Regions from separate parts of the Homo sapiens genome. Here region 2 is linked to region 1. The links are chromatin loops, found by intact Hi-C in ENCODE. Cell type or tissue: sigmoid colon. All regions are shown on one strand.

Region 1 (8,000 bases):
GGTTCAAGTGATTCTCCTGTCTCAGCCTCCCTGGTAGCTGGGATTACAGACGCGCACCACCATGCCCAGCTAATTTTCATATTTTCAGTAAAGACGGGGTTTCACCAATTTTTCAAGTTTTTTGTAGAGATGGGGTCTCACTGTGTTGCCCAGGCTGGTTTCGAACTTCTGGCCTCAAGTGATCCTGCTGCATCAACCCCCCAAAATGCTGGGATCACAGGTGTGAGCCACTGCATCTGGCCACTATTTTGAAATATACCATATACTGTTGTTAACTATAGTCACCCAACTGTGCCATCAAATACTATTATTTAGCTATTATTTATTCCTTCTAACTACATGTTCATACCCATTATCCAATCTCTTTTCATCTCTGCCCCCCCATCATTCTACTCTTTATGAGATTAAATTTTTAACTCCCACATCTGAGTGAGAACGTGTGATACTTTTCTTTCTGTGTCTAGTTTATTTCACTTGACATAATGACCTCGAGTTCCATCCATGTTGCTGCAGATGACAGGATTTCATCCTTTTTTTATGACCAAACAATATTTCATTGTGTATATGTACACATTCTCTTTGTCCATTCATCCAGTAATGGACACTCAAGTTGATTCCATATTTTGGCTATTGTGAATAGTGCTGCAATAAACATGTGGGTACAGGTGTTCCTTTGACATACTGATTTCTCTTAAGATTTTTATCAAGACAATATGTGCACAGCTGAACATAGACCCTTATCAGGAGTTTTTGATTTTGCCTTTTGCCTTGTGATCTTTATTGGCCTCAGAAGCATGTGATCTTTGTTCTTCTTGTTTGCCCTTTGAAGCATGTGATCTTTGTGACCTACTCCCTGTTCTTAAACCTCCTCCCCTTTTGAAATCCTTAATAAAAACTTGCTGGTTTTGCGGCTCAGGTGGGCATCACGGACCTACCAATATGTGATGTCACCCCTGGTGGCCCAGCTGTAAAATTCTTCTCTTTGTACTCTTTCCCTTTATTTCTCAGACTGGCCGACACTTAGGGAAAATAGAAAGAACCTATGTTGAAATATTGGGGGCGGGTTCCCCCGATACTTTTGGACATATATCCAGTAGTGGGACTGCTGGATCATATAGAAGTTCTATTTTTAGTTTTCTCACAAACCTCCATACTGTTTTCCATAATGGCTAAACTAATTTACATTCCTACCAACAGTATATATAAGTTCCTCTTCTCTGCGTCTTTGCCAGCATTTGTTATTTTTTGTCTTTTTGATAATAGCCAGTCTAACTGAAGTAAGATGATATCTCATTGTGGTTTTGATTTGCATTTCCCTGATGATTAGTGATGTTGAGCATTTTTTCATATACCTGTTGGCCATTTGTATGCCTTTTGAGAAATGTCTGTTCAGATCCTGTGCCCACTTTTTAATGAGATTATTTCATTTTTTGCTGTTGAGTTGTTTGAGTTTCTTGTATAGTCTGCATATTAGTCACTTGTTGGATGAATAATTTGCAAAATATTTTCTTCTATTCAATAAGTTGTTTATTCTGTTGTTTCTTCTGTTGTGCAGAAGATTTTTAGTTTAATATAGTCCCATTTGCCTATTTTTTGTTTTTGTTGCCTATGCTTTTGAAGTCTTAGTCATAAAATCTGTGCCTAGGTCAATGTCCTGAAGTGTTTTATCTGTTTTCTTATAGTAGTTTTATAGTTTTGGGTTGTATGTCTTAAGTTTTTTAATCCATTCTGAGTTGATTTTTGTGTATGGTGAGGGATAGGGGTCTAGTTTCATTCTTCTGCATATGGATTTCCAGTTTTTCCAGCACTACTTATTGAATAGAATGTCCTTAATATATGTTCTTGGTGTTTTTATTGATAATCAGCTGGCTGTAAATATATGGATTTATTTTGGGGTTCTTTATTCTGTTCCATTGGTCTTTGTGTCTATTTTATGCCAATAGAATGCTGTTTTGGTTACTACACCTTGGTAGTATAATTTGAATTCTGGTAGTGTGTTGCTTCCTGCTTTGTTCTTTTTGTTCAGTGTTGCTTTGGCTATTCAGGACCTTTTGTGGTTTTATACAATTTTTTTTTCTATTTCTATGAAGAGAAAGCCACAGAGTCCTAAAATAATTCTAAAACTCATCATGACTTTCTTGCCTAAAAGATCTTGATTTCAATCGTGCCTAGTTTTGCTTTAATCACTTGCTTGAGAAATACATAAATCCCCACTTAAGATTAGTGCAGGCATATCTCTGGCACCCATTTCTGGTTCTATTAAAATTCCTAGAGATGTCAAAAATTACATTAGGCCACCTGACAGGCTATACCTAGAAGAGAAAAAATGATTTGTAAAAGCAGTGGGGCTATTTGCGATTGCTTTTTTTTTTTCTTAAATATCACCTATTAGGTTGAAAACCTGAAATTGCAGCTTTCTGTAGAAATGGCGGAAGACAAACTAACATTTTTAAAGCGCTCTCATTTAGCTCTGATGAGTACTACACCCCTGATATTCTTCTGATACTAAAATAATTTTCCTAGTGTAGTCTAAACTTTTTTAAAAAGACATGTAATCCGCGGAGTTTGTAACTCAAAACGAGTGCATCTAGGAGGTATCGCAAGCCGTTTCTGGATTAAATTCCCAGCTAGCTAGCTAGCTAAGCAGGGGCGGTGAAGAAGACAATCTGCAGCCTAGGGAAGAAAACGCTTTCGCATTGTTCTTACGTGTTTACGTTATTTTATTTCCCTAGAGCAAGGCAGGAGTAGGGACTCGAATGGTACAGTTGGGCTGGGGATCGCCCTGGTACAATAAAAGCGTCCAGAGAGGACGGTAACAGGCAGGAGCTCCAAAGGTCAGTCCCTGCAATTTAAGACTCAGGAATTTAGGTTGCACAAAAAGGAAAGCAACCTACTGCATTTGGCACTGGCGGTCCCGGGAGGCCGGGGGTGGGGAAGCGCCCAGTGCGCAGACTCCGCGGGCTTGCGCAGGCCCGCAAAAGAGGGACGGGGGTGGTGCCTTTGGGGCGCGGCGCCGCGGCTGGGGGCGTGGCGCCGGGGATTGGGAGGGCTTCTTGCAGGCTGCTGGGCTGGGGCTAAGGGCTGCTCAGTTTCCTTCAGCGGGGCACTGGGAAGCGCCATGGCACTGCAGGGCATCTCGGTCGTGGAGCTGTCCGGCCTGGCCCCGGGCCCGTTCTGTGCTATGGTCCTGGCTGACTTCGGGGCGCGTGTGGTACGCGTGGACCGGCCCGGCTCCCGCTACGACGTGAGCCGCTTGGGCCGGGGCAAGCGCTCGCTAGTGCTGGACCTGAAGCAGCCGCGGGGAGCCGCCGTGCTGCGGCGTCTGTGCAAGCGGTCGGATGTGCTGCTGGAGCCCTTCCGCCGCGGTGAGCCCGGGCCCCGCGGGCTGCTCTCGGGAAGTTCCCGCGGAGGGGAGGGGCCTGGCCGTTCGATCGAGGCTGCACCCGCCACACCTTTGCCCTGTTGCCGCAAGAACCCTTGTCGGCCCCAGCCTTCCAGATTTTTGCCTCCTAGGGTATTGTTAGTGATCATTCTTCCCAAACTGGATTGTCCAAAACTTGGGTTCTGAGATACTGCTGTTGCCCGGTTTCTCCTTTTGCCTCTCTGACTCCTTCCCAAATTCCTCCTTTTTTTTCTAAGAAACGTTCCGTATTTGCCTTTCTTAATTAATTGAGGGTCTTGAACCCTGTGAGAATCTAATGAAAGCCATAGGATTCCCTTCCTGGAAAACTGCATATAGGCGGTCATTCGGCTACCGTTTTGGAGTGCTGTACCCTCAAGCCATCCACGGGCCCAGGCTAACGCTCCTCCCTGCCTGAAATGCTGGCGTTCTAAGTCTCAGCATCTGCTCCCTGAAGCCCAGTTACCCATTCCCATCATTTTCACCTTTTTGTAGACTTCCCCCTTTCAGAGCGGCAGACGCTGGCATACACAGGTCCTGGGCATCGCCGTCAAGGCTGCCCGCCAGGCAGCTTCCACAAATCCCAAAATGAGCCTTTCCTTCTTCCTTCTAAAACAGCATCTCCACCTTCTGTATTATTTATTTCAGTGAATGCCTGAATCTCAAACTTGTACTTCATCATGGACTCCAGTCTTCCTTTCACATCCAATTTCAATGATCATCAATACAGTCATTTTGCTCCTTAGCCCACTCGGACTATTTCTCTCCATACCTGCTGCAACTGCCTTGACACTGGTGTGACAGCCTTTTAAAAACTGGTGTTTGGGGCTGGTATCACTCCAGTGGATTCTCAGACAGCTGCCAGAATAACTTTGTTCAAGTAGAAATCCAAAGCATTGCCTGGTCTATAGTGGGAAATCGGTAAATGGTGAATGAATGAATGCCTACGGCACAGCCGGCTTATTTAAATGCGTTAACTCATTTAACCCTCACAGCTGTATTTGAGGCTTGTAACAATAATGATTTAATAATTAAGATTATGTAATAATTTAAGAATGCTCCATTTAAGATGAGGGAGGCTTGTCCAAGGTCTTGTAATTAGGAGGAAGGTCGGCTGGGAATACGGATATAGCCTCCGGGTGAGGAGTTGTGACTGGTGTTTAGGTAGATGACTAGAGGTTTTCTGTGATTTATTTTAGCCTTAGGAAGGTAAAGATAGTGAGTTTATTATGTAATTTTGATTACTTTTAATCCCAGGAAATTTCAGGTGCTGGTTACCTGGGGTTTGTGCTATAAATACTATACTTGTTGATAGCTTAAAAACTCTCAGGTGCTATTGTCACTAACCACTCTTTCTACAGATGGGTGCTAAACTTTTTCGTGAAGGTACTGATGCTAGGCACTTTAGCGCCTGTGGAAACATCAGGTGTAAATTCTGCAGGAGGAGCTCATGAGCTGATAGGGAAGATAAGTGTATGCATGTACAAGCAAGTGCAGCTAAGGTGGGATGTGGTAAACACTGATGCGGTATAGAAAAAGAGAAAAGGGATTTACTAAAGGGATGAGACCCTGCTCTGGGGATTGAATAAATAGGCTTGGATAAACCTAGAGGGAAACAGAGATGTACTGGGAGAAATTACATCCTGGGAAGAAGCCACACATTCCAGAAATGGTGGCTTCACTCTTTGAGTCCTTAACTGCTGTAAACATGCCATTAGCCTACAGCAAATGTTATTAATATTACTTGCAATGGTGCTATTTTATGTTTGTCTCAGAGAAGGGATTATCTCCATCCTCAATTCATACTCTCTTAAGAAGATCGTTACTTTTCTCTTAAGGTGTCATGGAGAAACTCCAGCTGGGCCCAGAGATTCTGCAGCGGGAAAATCCAAGGCTTATTTATGCCAGGCTGAGTGGATTTGGCCAGTCAGGAAGCTTCTGCCGGTTAGCTGGCCACGATATCAACTATTTGGCTTTGTCAGGTATGTTGAAAAAAAATTTAGTCTACACTTTTAATTTATTCCATCAAGATCTACAGGTATGTTGATTAACAATAATTTGTAAAGGTAAAAATTTAAACATTTATCAGAATCAATCAAGAGAGCATGGGTGTTCAAAATGGATCGGTTTGAGTCTTGAAACAATCATTCTCAACCTTCCCTCACCCCATCCCTTAACAGGTTGGAAGGTTAATACATGCCCACTACTATCATTTATTTACTACATTTGTTGAGTCAATTCTCAGACAAACCCCTGCTAGGAATTAAGAGGCTTACTGGGTACTACGGATGGTTGCTCTGTGGTTTGAAAATGTTGACATAGTTAGATTCTGACAGCTACTTCTCCCCCGGACCCCGAAATCTCCACCCACCATATTGAGAATCATTGCCTGAGTCATTGTTTCAGACTTCTATGAGCACTAAAAAAAGCCCATGGTTTTCAGGTCCTAATATCACTTTATTAGAGTTTTTGCCTGTGACGACATGTGAGATAGGCCTGATTCCAGAATTCTAAGAACCATGTGTTGTTGACTATAGGACATTTCAGATTTTCTGTGAGTACACATTTAAAAGTTGAGGAAAGAAGTGGGTATAGAATTGTCTCTTCACATCTACTTAAAAATTAAATTCCTTTTTTTTCTTGTCTGCAAGTATTTTCTTACATTTCTTTATGCTAAGAATGAAAGTGCATTTACTGTTTTAAAACCACAAAATAAATAATCATTTTCTTTTCCAAAAGTAAGTGAGTAAAAACTTAGCAATATTTGAAAATGTTGGTTGGAATAGGTTTTAGAGAGGAAAACAACAAAACAAGGATCCTGTCTTGAGGGAAAGCCTGTTTATGAGTTTACTGACTAAGCTCAGATTTGGAAAAGTGATGTATACTAGCTTTCACTTAGATTATCTGCTGGAGAGATTGATTATTCCTCTAAGATGCTCACATATTTATTTTAAGAAGAGATTAAATTTAAAAGAGACATTAAATTTGTTTTTAATGATGTAGGTGTTCTCTCAAAAATTGGCAGAAGTGGTGAGAATCCGTATGCCCCGCTGAATCTCCTGGCTGACTTTGCTGGTGGTGGCCTTATGTGTGCACTGGGCATTATAATGGCTCTTTTTGACCGCACACGCACTGGCAAGGGTCAGGTCATTGATGCAAATATGGTAAGTATTAATTGGGGTAGATGCCTGCCACTTGTCCCTAAGTTTAAGATATAGCTGCTTAAAATCCTTTTTTTGAAGAAGAAGACAAGAGATAAATGACATTTGAAGTTTCAAGCCAGGTTACCAAGGATATCCTTTTCTTTTTAAAATAGACTTATGTCTTTTATATATCTGTTAGAATGTCATATTTTGATCATCTGTCCTTGGAGTCAGTTCTCTGAACTTTCTGTGACTCATGTGATTCCTACGTTGTTTTAGGTTGGTGCAAAAGTAATTGCAGGTTTTGCCAAATATTTGCCAACCTAAATATTTCAACAATTTTCCCCAAGTATCTCTTGTGCTTAGTATATCATTTTCAAGCAGTCGTCATTCAAAAAAAGTTCAAGAAGTCTCCCTCAGCTGGTAGAGAAAATTCTTAGGAATGCTAAGGTCAAATGGACCTCCCTGTCTAAACCTTCCTGCTGCGTTTTATAGGGGATGCTCTGATATCATAACACTTCTGTTTGTTCACTGTCATCCACTGAGTGCTTGCCTCATGTTCTGCTGAGCACATTCCCTGTGTGATTTCTTCTTATTCTCAAAACTGCATTTGGAATACCTTGTTGTTTTAAAGAGGAGGGAACGGAAGCATTGCCATTTGCTCAAGATCTCACAGCTAGTGGGTAAGAGAGCCCACTCCAGCACCACCACTGCGTGTTTGCATTTTCACAGACATTTGGAGGTGGGATGGAGAATGGATCTGAGGAGACAAGACTGGAGGTACAGAGACCAATGACTGGGTTATTGCTGAAGAGATCAGGGCAAGTACTAAAGCAGTTAATGGTAGAGTTGGTTTGCATTGAAGGGACATTTGAGGTATAAAATTGCTGGGAATTGATAATGGACTGACAGGGAGCGAAGAGGGAGAAGTTGAGGCTGGCTCCCAGGTTTCTGGCTTAGATGACCTGCTAGTGTCTTGAGGGAAGACTGCTGAACACAGTGGTCAGAGCATAGAGTGGCAGCTGACTACCTCCGTCCCAGCTCTGCCATTTACTAGCTCTGTGATCTTGGGCAAGTTACTTAACCTCTCTGTGCTGTAGTTTCCTTTGTAAAATGGAGATAATAATGACATCCACCTCATAGCATTGTTAGTTGCTATGAGAATTCAATGAGTTCATCCATTGTTCAGTGTGGGAACAGTGCCTGGCGTACAGTGGGCCCTCTGTAAAAGTTTGTCATTGTGGTTATTTTTACTAGAAGAAAAGGAACTCAGTTTTGGTCTTTTCAGTTTTAAAGTGCCTTTCAGATATCCAGGTGGGATACTTGAGGTTAGGGACTAGAAACAGATTTCGGAGTTATTTGGGAGCCATATGAGACTATGTGATCCACTAGGAAAGGGGATAGAACACCGGCATTTAAGGAATGCGTGGGCAGAAAAGAGAAGCAAGGGCTGAGGA
Region 2 (8,000 bases), 520 kb before region 1:
TATTTCTGTTGTTCTTCCTGCCCTCTCTTCCTGTACAATCCCAATGCACCATTATCAAATAGCTCTCACCAAACTGTGCTGCATAGAGAGTCTCAACATATGTTTGTCAGCTTCTTTGTCTGAGACAGCTGGGCTTGGAGAGCTGCTAGACTTGAGGTTTCTTAAAGCTCAGGCTGGGGTGGGTGGTGTCGATATTGGCCCTTGGACTCTGATGGTCCAAGGAAGACCTGAGTGACAGTGCTCCAGAACTACATCTATACAAGTCAGGCAGATGGGGAAGAGGGGGGTCGATGATCCGAAGGAGGATCAGAGTGTCTTAGTCAGCTTGGGCTGCTATGACAAAATACCATAGACTAGTTGGCTTAAACAACTGAAATTTACGTCTTACTGTTTAGGAGAATGGGAAGTCAAGGTGCCAGTCTGGTTAGTTCCTGGTAAGGCTACTTTTCCTGGCTTGTAGATGGCTGCCTTCTTGCTATGCCCTTACATGGTTGGAGAGTGAGAAAGCAAGCTGTCTGGTGTCTCTTTTTATGAGGGCTCTAATCCCATTATAAGGGCCCTACACTTATGGTCTCATGTAACCCCTCCCAAAGGCTCTCTCTAAACACTATCACATTGGAGGATAGAGCTTAGCATATGAATTTTAGGAATTCAGTCCGTAGTAGAGAGGTTGAACCCAGGTACAGAATAAAAACGGAGAAAACCTTACCAAAGACAGTAAGTTCAATGGAGTGACAAGGCCCTAGAATGCATTCAAAAGTGATTTTCCTAGGTCACCAGAGTCTCCCTTGTTCCTGGAGGGGAGGCTAAGTGCCCTGTGCTGGTCAGTTGCCTAGAACAGAATCCACTCTAGTAGTTTTATATAGAAAGGATTTATTTCAGGTATTTATATGCCTTATAGAATCATCGAGAAGGCTGAAGAAGCAGATTCGAACTTAAGCTTTCAGGAACAACTCCCTAAGTGACACCAAAGAATCAGGCCCCCAAAGAAGCCATGGTTTCTTCTGCATTAGGGAGGCTGCCTTCCAAACTAGGGGGCTGGCCCTGGAGGCCCCTGCCATTGGTAAGATCAGGAGGCTCCTATGGTCTGGAGGCTGCTGCCACTCCGACCCTTGCTGCACCTGCTGCAATTGGCATTACTAAAATGAATGTATGACACACACTCTCACACTCAGAAAACTAGTAGTCAGAGGCTAGAACTTCTCCCACCACCACAGGACAACAGACACCTCCATGAGTGGCCTGCTTGCAGGAGCAGCAAAAACAGCAGAAGCAGGAAAGCCTGGTTTTCACTAGACCCACTTCTAACAAATGCAGGGAAAGGCACAGAAGTACAAATGGAGGCCAACTTACCATATATCTCGACAGCTGAAAGTTACAAACCAAGCTACAAACTGCTCAATAAGGTATATCACACCCTTTTACTTTGACAAATATACCTTCATAACAATGTGGACTTCCAGGGAAGGCAAACACTTAGCACACATACTGTCCTATCATACCCTCCACCCCTGCACCGAGGACAGACATTACTAATTAATCACAGCATTTTGTCCAGATTTGGCCTCAGGATCCTCTTCGATATAGTTCTCCGGGCAGCCCTTGTCAGCCAGAAGAGAAAAGCAAGATGAAGACCTTTTCCAGCCTGCTCTCAGCAGTGCCTATAACTGGCTCAGGCCATAGAGACCAAATGTACAAATCCAGGGTCAAATTTAGCTTCGTGGACCCCTCTGAAGTCCATGTCAGAGTGCAGCATTGTGGGGAGAGCTAGTCTCCAGCCCAGTCTCTTTCCACCATTGTCTTGCTGTCCTGCACAGCTAAGGCCTTTTTGCCTACACATGTGGACACTCTGGTTCACATGTCCAAGCCCTGTTCATATTGTACAACCCCCATCCGCCACTGCCAACAGCTGCCCATTGGCCACGCCTCGTGGAGCCTGCTTTGCTCGACAATTTTACTGTTGGTATCTACATCCCTTATTGTTTTCTTCCCTATCCAAGCAGTTGATTTCAAGGATTTGGAAAAGTAAGACATGTTTCCCTTTACAAAGAATCAAGAAAGTGCTGGTCTGCAGCCTGGGAGACAGTGTAATGAGGCAGCAAGATTCGTGGAATTCAGCAGTATAAGGTTGCATCTGGCAAGTTTCCTAAGTCCTCAAAGCCTCAATTCCCGTATCTCTAAAATGTGAAGAATCAGATCTACTTTTTAGGGAAATGCAGAAGACGTACTTAATATAGCACCTGACACAGAGTAAGTACTCAAAAATATGTTAGCTATTTTTATTATTACTATTTATTTATTTTATTTTTTTGAGATGCAGTCTTGCTCTGTTGCCCAGTCTGCAGTGCAGTGGTGCAGTCTCAGTTCACTGCAACCTCCACCTCCCAGATTCAAGCGATTTTCCTGCCTCGGCCTCCTGAATAGCTGGGACTACAAGTGCCTGCCACCATGCATGGCTGATTTTTGTATTTTTAGTAAAGACAGGGCTTCGCCATGTTGGTCAGGCTGGTCTTGAACTCCTAACCTCAAGTGATCCACCCGCCTTGGCCTCCCAAAGTGCTGGGATTACAGGCCTGAGCCACTGCACCCAGCCAATGTTAGCTATTATTATTTTTGTGCTGGTTGTAAATTAACAGGTAGGAGAAAACAAATTTAGGCTCTTCTTAGATCTTGAACCATATTTCCTTATGTTATATACTTTATAACTATATGTGTGTTTAACATGTATTGTATAATTAATGAATAAAATGAGTTTTAAAAATATTATTTGATTTAGCTGATTCTTCATCTCATTATGAAAATTATTTTTATTACTATTATTTTAAATTTTATTTTAGGTTTGGGGGTACATGTGAAGGCATGTTACATAGGTAAACACATGTCATGCGGGTCTGTTGTACAGATTATTTCATCACCCAGATTTTAAGCCTAGTACCCAATAGTTATCTTTTCTGTTGCTCTCCCTCCTTTCACCCTCCCCCATCAAGTAGACCCCAGCGTCTGTTTTGTCCTTCTTATTTTTAGCCAGATTTCTAATCAGATGGATTTGTACACTTGGTATCTGTGACTTGAGCCAGTTATAGGTACTGCTTAGAGCAGGCTGGAAAAGGTCTTCATCTTGCTTGTCTGTTCTGGCTGACAAGGGCTGCCCAGAGAACTATACTGAGGATCCTGAGGCCAAATCTGGGCTAAAATGCTGTGATCAATTAGTAATGTCTGTCTTGGGTGTGGGAAAAGATAAGACTGTATGCGTGCCAAGTATTTGCGGTCCCTGGATTGTACTCTCTTCCTGAGAAGTAAGAAAGAAGATGGACTTAAAGAGAAACACTGGGTTTGAGTCCCACTTCTCCTGACTTTGTGACTATGGGCCAGGAGTTTAACCTGCCTTTCCTTAGTTGCTTCATCTTAAAATAAGAATAACCAGGTTTGCCGGGTGCGGTGGCTCACACTTGTCATCCCAGCACTTTGGGAGATGGAAGTGAGTGGATTGTTTCAGCCCAGGAGTTCAAGACCAGTCTCAGCAACATGGCAAAAACCCATCTCCACAAAATATACAAAAATTAGCCAGGTGTGGTGGTGCACATCTATACTCCCAGCTATTCAGGGAGTCTGAGGTGGGAGGATTACCTGAGCCCGGGAGGTCGAGGCTGCAGTGAGCTGTGATTGCGCCACAGCAGCCTGGGCGACAGAGTGAGACCCTGTCTCAAAAAAAAAAAAAAAAAAAAAAGAATAACCGAGTTCATCCTGCTTACCTCATGGGTTTATTTGTGAGGATGGAATGAGACAATGCTTGTAAAAGCACTGTCAATTGTGAGGTGTTATATAAATGCAAGGTGTTTGTTATTCGTGTGTGGTATTTGGCCAGTTGCTACTTGCTGAGGAGGGAGAGCCAAGTCAGTATGTCTGGTCTGCGTCTGCCTGTGTCCTCTCAGTCCAGGCTCTGCATCCTCCTTTAGCTTCTGAGCGCTGATCTATGCGGGGAGAGCGTGGCAGAGCAGAAAGAACTTGTACTTAAAACCAAATGCTGGCTCCCGCATGGACTGTGTGATTTCAGTCAAGTTGTGTAACCTGGGTGAGCCTCAGTTCCTTCATTTTTAACATGGAGATGTAAATAAAATAATAAGGACACCCATCTTAACTGTCCCCCAGGGGCTGCATTGTATAGCTCAAGGGCAATATACACCAAAGCACTTGGGAAACTCAAAGTATGAGTTGTTTTGATTTTTTAATATGATCTGAGCCAAATGCATTCTTTCTCTATAACCCTCCCCCACTCCACGATCCCTAAACAGCCTCTGACATTCTTGTCCTATCCCTGGTTCAAATTGCAGCACAGCCTCCATGAGCTCTGTGTCTAATCTAGAGAGCCAAAGGCAAAATCCGGATTGGGCCAAAAATTAGAGGTCAGAAGAACATGCAATGAAAAATGAAAGTTAGTCCTCAAAACAGAGGTGGAGTGGGGCCGTGGCCTGGGCTGGGCTGGGAGGTGCTGGAGAGGCCCAAGGACAGGCCCTCCTACATCCATGAGGAGCAAGGGGAGGGCATGAAGAAAGTCACTGGGCCCTGTGAGAAGTCAGAGCCGGCTGGTGTGAAGAACAGGCTGGCCCCAGAACTCTAGCCCTAGGCAGTTCCTTAGGCCCTGACTTGCTCTTGGCAACTCTTCAAAAGGTTCTGGGCCCTGGCCCTAGAGCATTATAGGCCTTGCATCCTGAAGTTGCCATGGGACACTATACCCACTTGTAGCCTAAGCAATGAGAGTAGCACAGTATGACCAAAGCTCTTTATATTTGTTTCTTTTATTATTATTTTTTTAAACAGAGTCTCTCTCTGTCATGGAGGCTGGCGTGTAGTTGTGCGATCACGGCTCACTGCAGCCTTGACCTCTCTGGCTCAAGTGATCCTCCCATCTCAGCCTCCTGAGTAGCTGGGACTACATGTGCCACCACATCTGGCTAATTTTTGTTTTAAAATTTTTTAGTAGGGACAGGGTCTCATTATGTTGCCCAGGCTGGTCTCAAGTGATCCTCCTGCCTCAGCCTCCCAAAGTGCAGAGATTACAGGTGTGAGCCACCATACCTGGCCCTGTATTCATTTCTTAGGGCTACTATAATAAAGTGCCACAAACTACATGGCTTAATCAACAGAAATGTATTGTTCGGAGGCTTGAACAGCTCTGGAAGCTTGAAGTCCAAGATCATCCAGATGTTGGCAGGGGTGGCTCCTTCTGAAGACTGTGAAGGAGATTCTGTTCCATGTCTTCCTTCTAGCTTCTGCTGGTTTCCTGGCAATCTTGGGTGTTTCTTGGCTTGAAAATTGTCCCGATTCCTGCCTTCATCTTTACATGGTGCTCTCTCCAACTTCATGTCTGTCTCTGTGTCCAATTTTCCCTTTTCATAAGGACACAATCGTATTGGATTAGGGCCTACCCCCATGACCTCATCTGAACTTAATCATCCGCAAAGACCCCATCTGCAAATGAGATACTGGGGATTAGAACTTCAACATATGAATTTTGGGGTGACACAACTCAGCTAATAACATTCTCCTTGCTTCTCTCATGATTATTCAAAACAAGATGGGTCAATGAAGACCGGGAACAAGGTAGAACTAAACCTCAGAGTAACACGGTACCTGCTTTTGTGCAATTAGCAGCTGGAGAAGCAGTTACATTTTGCAGACTATTTCCTCATATTCTGCTGGTGGATGGGGAAAGGCTTCCAATACAGCATCTTCAGAGCTTAGAATAGTCCTGATATGGAGCAGATGCTCAATAAACATTAATTGAATTAGTAATGAATAAAGGAAACTCAGCACAGACTAGCAACTATTTACAATTTATTCTCTAGTAGCCTAGACTTTTCCTGGCTTGGAAAAAGAACACAATAAATGGTCATTGAATTTGCAATCAGTTTCTCCCATATAGGACAATGGGCTTATCTTTTCTTTTTTTGGAGACAGAGTGCAGTGGCAAGATCTCAGTTCACTGCAACCTCCACCTCCCGGGTTCAAGTGATTCTCCTGCCTCAGCCTCCAAAGTAGCTGGGACCACAAAAATTAGCCACTATGTCCAGCTAATTTTTGTATTTTTAGTTGAGATGAGGTTTTGCCATGTTGGCCAGGCTCGTCTTGAACTTCTGGCCTCAAGTGATCTGCCCGCCTCGACCTCCCAAAGTGCTGGGATTATAGGCGTGAGCCACTGCGCTGGGCCACAATGGCCTTATCTTTAAGAGCTGGGCCTTATCAGGAGTGGAATGAAGAGTGTCAGTGGTAAGTCGCAGAGGTGTTGGCCCCTTCCTTATTCTTGTTTCTCCAGCTACTCCCAGGTGGTCTCACTGTACCCCCTTGGCAACCTAGGGCCCCATTCTAAAACAAATCTAGAATCCTGAACAGAGTCTGATATTCTAAGCTGTGAGAAAATCTGTTTCCTTACCAAAGCTTATTGATCCTGCATCTCCCTTATACACCAGCATTATAGAGTTGGATGTAACCTCAGCAATCATGGAGTTCTACCTTTTAATTTATAAATGAAGAAACTGAAGTTCAGAGGAGTGAAGCCATGACTAAGTCCACATGGCCAGGACTCCTGACTTGCCACCATGTCTCTTCTTTTATCCTCGATTCTGTTTTCTTTTGGTAATGAATTTAGCAGAGGACAGAGAATGCTATAGTCTAATTGAAATGCTTAGGCGTCCCCAGAGTGTGAGGCCAGTGGTGGGGCCTCGGGGTATCTGGCTTGTTGGGAAGGGGCACTGGCTCAGGCCCTTCAGACTCTCAGCTTGGAAGCTGTGCTGCCTGGCTGGCTGTTTGCTTCAAGAAAAGCTGCCTTTTATAATAATTCCAGACTCCCTTGCCTCAACTCTCCCACTATCCAGAGACAAGACAGACCTTGTGGGAAGCAAGGCTGTGGCCCAATCTTGACCTCCTTGACACCGGGCTGCCTTTTCTAGTTTCCCAATTCTTAATTGCCCCTGGCCAATTTCACATCCAAGAATGAAAAATGACTCCAGTCTACTGGTGGTTGAACACGCTGATGGCTGCAGGTGCTTCCTTTGCACAACAGCCAGGCCAATTAAAGGGCAAGATGTGACCCAGACAGTCACCCTTGAAGCTCTCTACCGTTTACAATGTTCTGAAAGAATGCTGGTGGGTGCCCCAACAGTCACCTGTGTGCTTCCTTAGCACCCTGCCAGCCCTGCTGATGCTGTTGCAATAGCCTATCATTGTTTAGCATATGTCAGGTGCACTTACAGAGGGTGCCTTATCTGAAAGGCCCTGAGCATATGCAGTTGGCCCTCAGTATCTGTGGATTCCATGACTGGATCCAATTAGCCATGGATAAAAAGTATTTGGAAACAAATTGCATTTGTACTAAACATGTACAGACTTTTTTCCTCATCATTATTTCCTAAATAACACAGTGTAACAATTATTTACATAGCATTTATATTAGCAATCTAGAGATCTTAAGTAATCTAGAGATGACATAAAGTATACAGGAGGTTGTGCATAGGTTATATGCAAATACTGCACCATTTTGTATCAAGGACTTGCGCATCTGTGGATTTTGGTGTCTGAGGGAGGTCCTAGAACCAATCTCCCATGCACACCAAAGGACGACTGTATTTGTAAAACCTAAATTCTCATTAAGAAGCTGAAGTTAATAAGTAAAAACCAACCAACCAACCAACCAACCAACCAACCAAACTAGTGAGAGGGGGTAAAAGTTTCCATTAGGATGACTAGATTTAACAAAAAAATACAGACAGGAAACTCAGTTAAATTTGAATTTCAGATAAACAACAAATGTTTTTTGATGTACATGAATTCTGTGCAATATTTGGGACATACTCATACTAAAAATTATTTGTTATGTACCTGTATCTGAAATTCAAATGTACCTGAGTGTCCTATTATTGATTCAACCACCCTAGTTCCTGTGGAATTCCATGGTCAGGATATCCGATGAAACAAACCTTGACTCTTGACTGTTGGAACTAAAT

What was found. A loop is a pair of places that touch in the nucleus more often than their neighbours do. Peaks named below come from ENCODE experiments on the same cell type or tissue, not always from the same donor. Only the 100,000 strongest peaks of a DNase experiment are listed, where the experiment ranks them.
Region 2: a loop joins it to region 1, with 7 times the contacts of the local background. A loop is called at or near these places in 2 of 110 quality-filtered maps.

The regions. Positions count from the first base shown.
Region 1 is chr5:34,003,138-34,011,137 of GRCh38, reverse strand. It overlaps AMACR (alpha-methylacyl-CoA racemase), which reads left to right and starts at 3,088. Exons shown (of 5, transcript NM_014324.6): 1 at 3,088-3,365; 2 at 5,239-5,382; 3 at 6,404-6,564. The coding sequence starts at 3,119. It overlaps C1QTNF3-AMACR (C1QTNF3-AMACR readthrough (NMD candidate)), which reads left to right. Exons shown (of 9, transcript NR_037951.1): 7 at 5,239-5,382. RefSeq lists a silencer at 2,872-2,951. In sigmoid colon, no CTCF peak of the experiment used is centred here; DNase peaks (open chromatin) are centred at 3,017 and 3,347; H3K4me3 peaks cover 2,266 bases; H3K27ac peaks cover 1,779 bases.
Region 2 is chr5:34,526,065-34,534,064 of GRCh38, reverse strand. LOC124900958 (a long non-coding RNA gene) reads right to left here. Exons shown (of 3, transcript XR_007058727.1): 1 at 7,974-8,000; 2 at 5,632-5,749; 3 at 5,090-5,469. Among named protein-coding and RNA genes, the nearest start is that of RAI14-DT, 130 kb to the left of the region's middle. RefSeq lists enhancers at 6,503-7,003, 7,004-7,504. In sigmoid colon, no CTCF peak of the experiment used is centred here; a DNase peak (open chromatin) is centred at 3,934.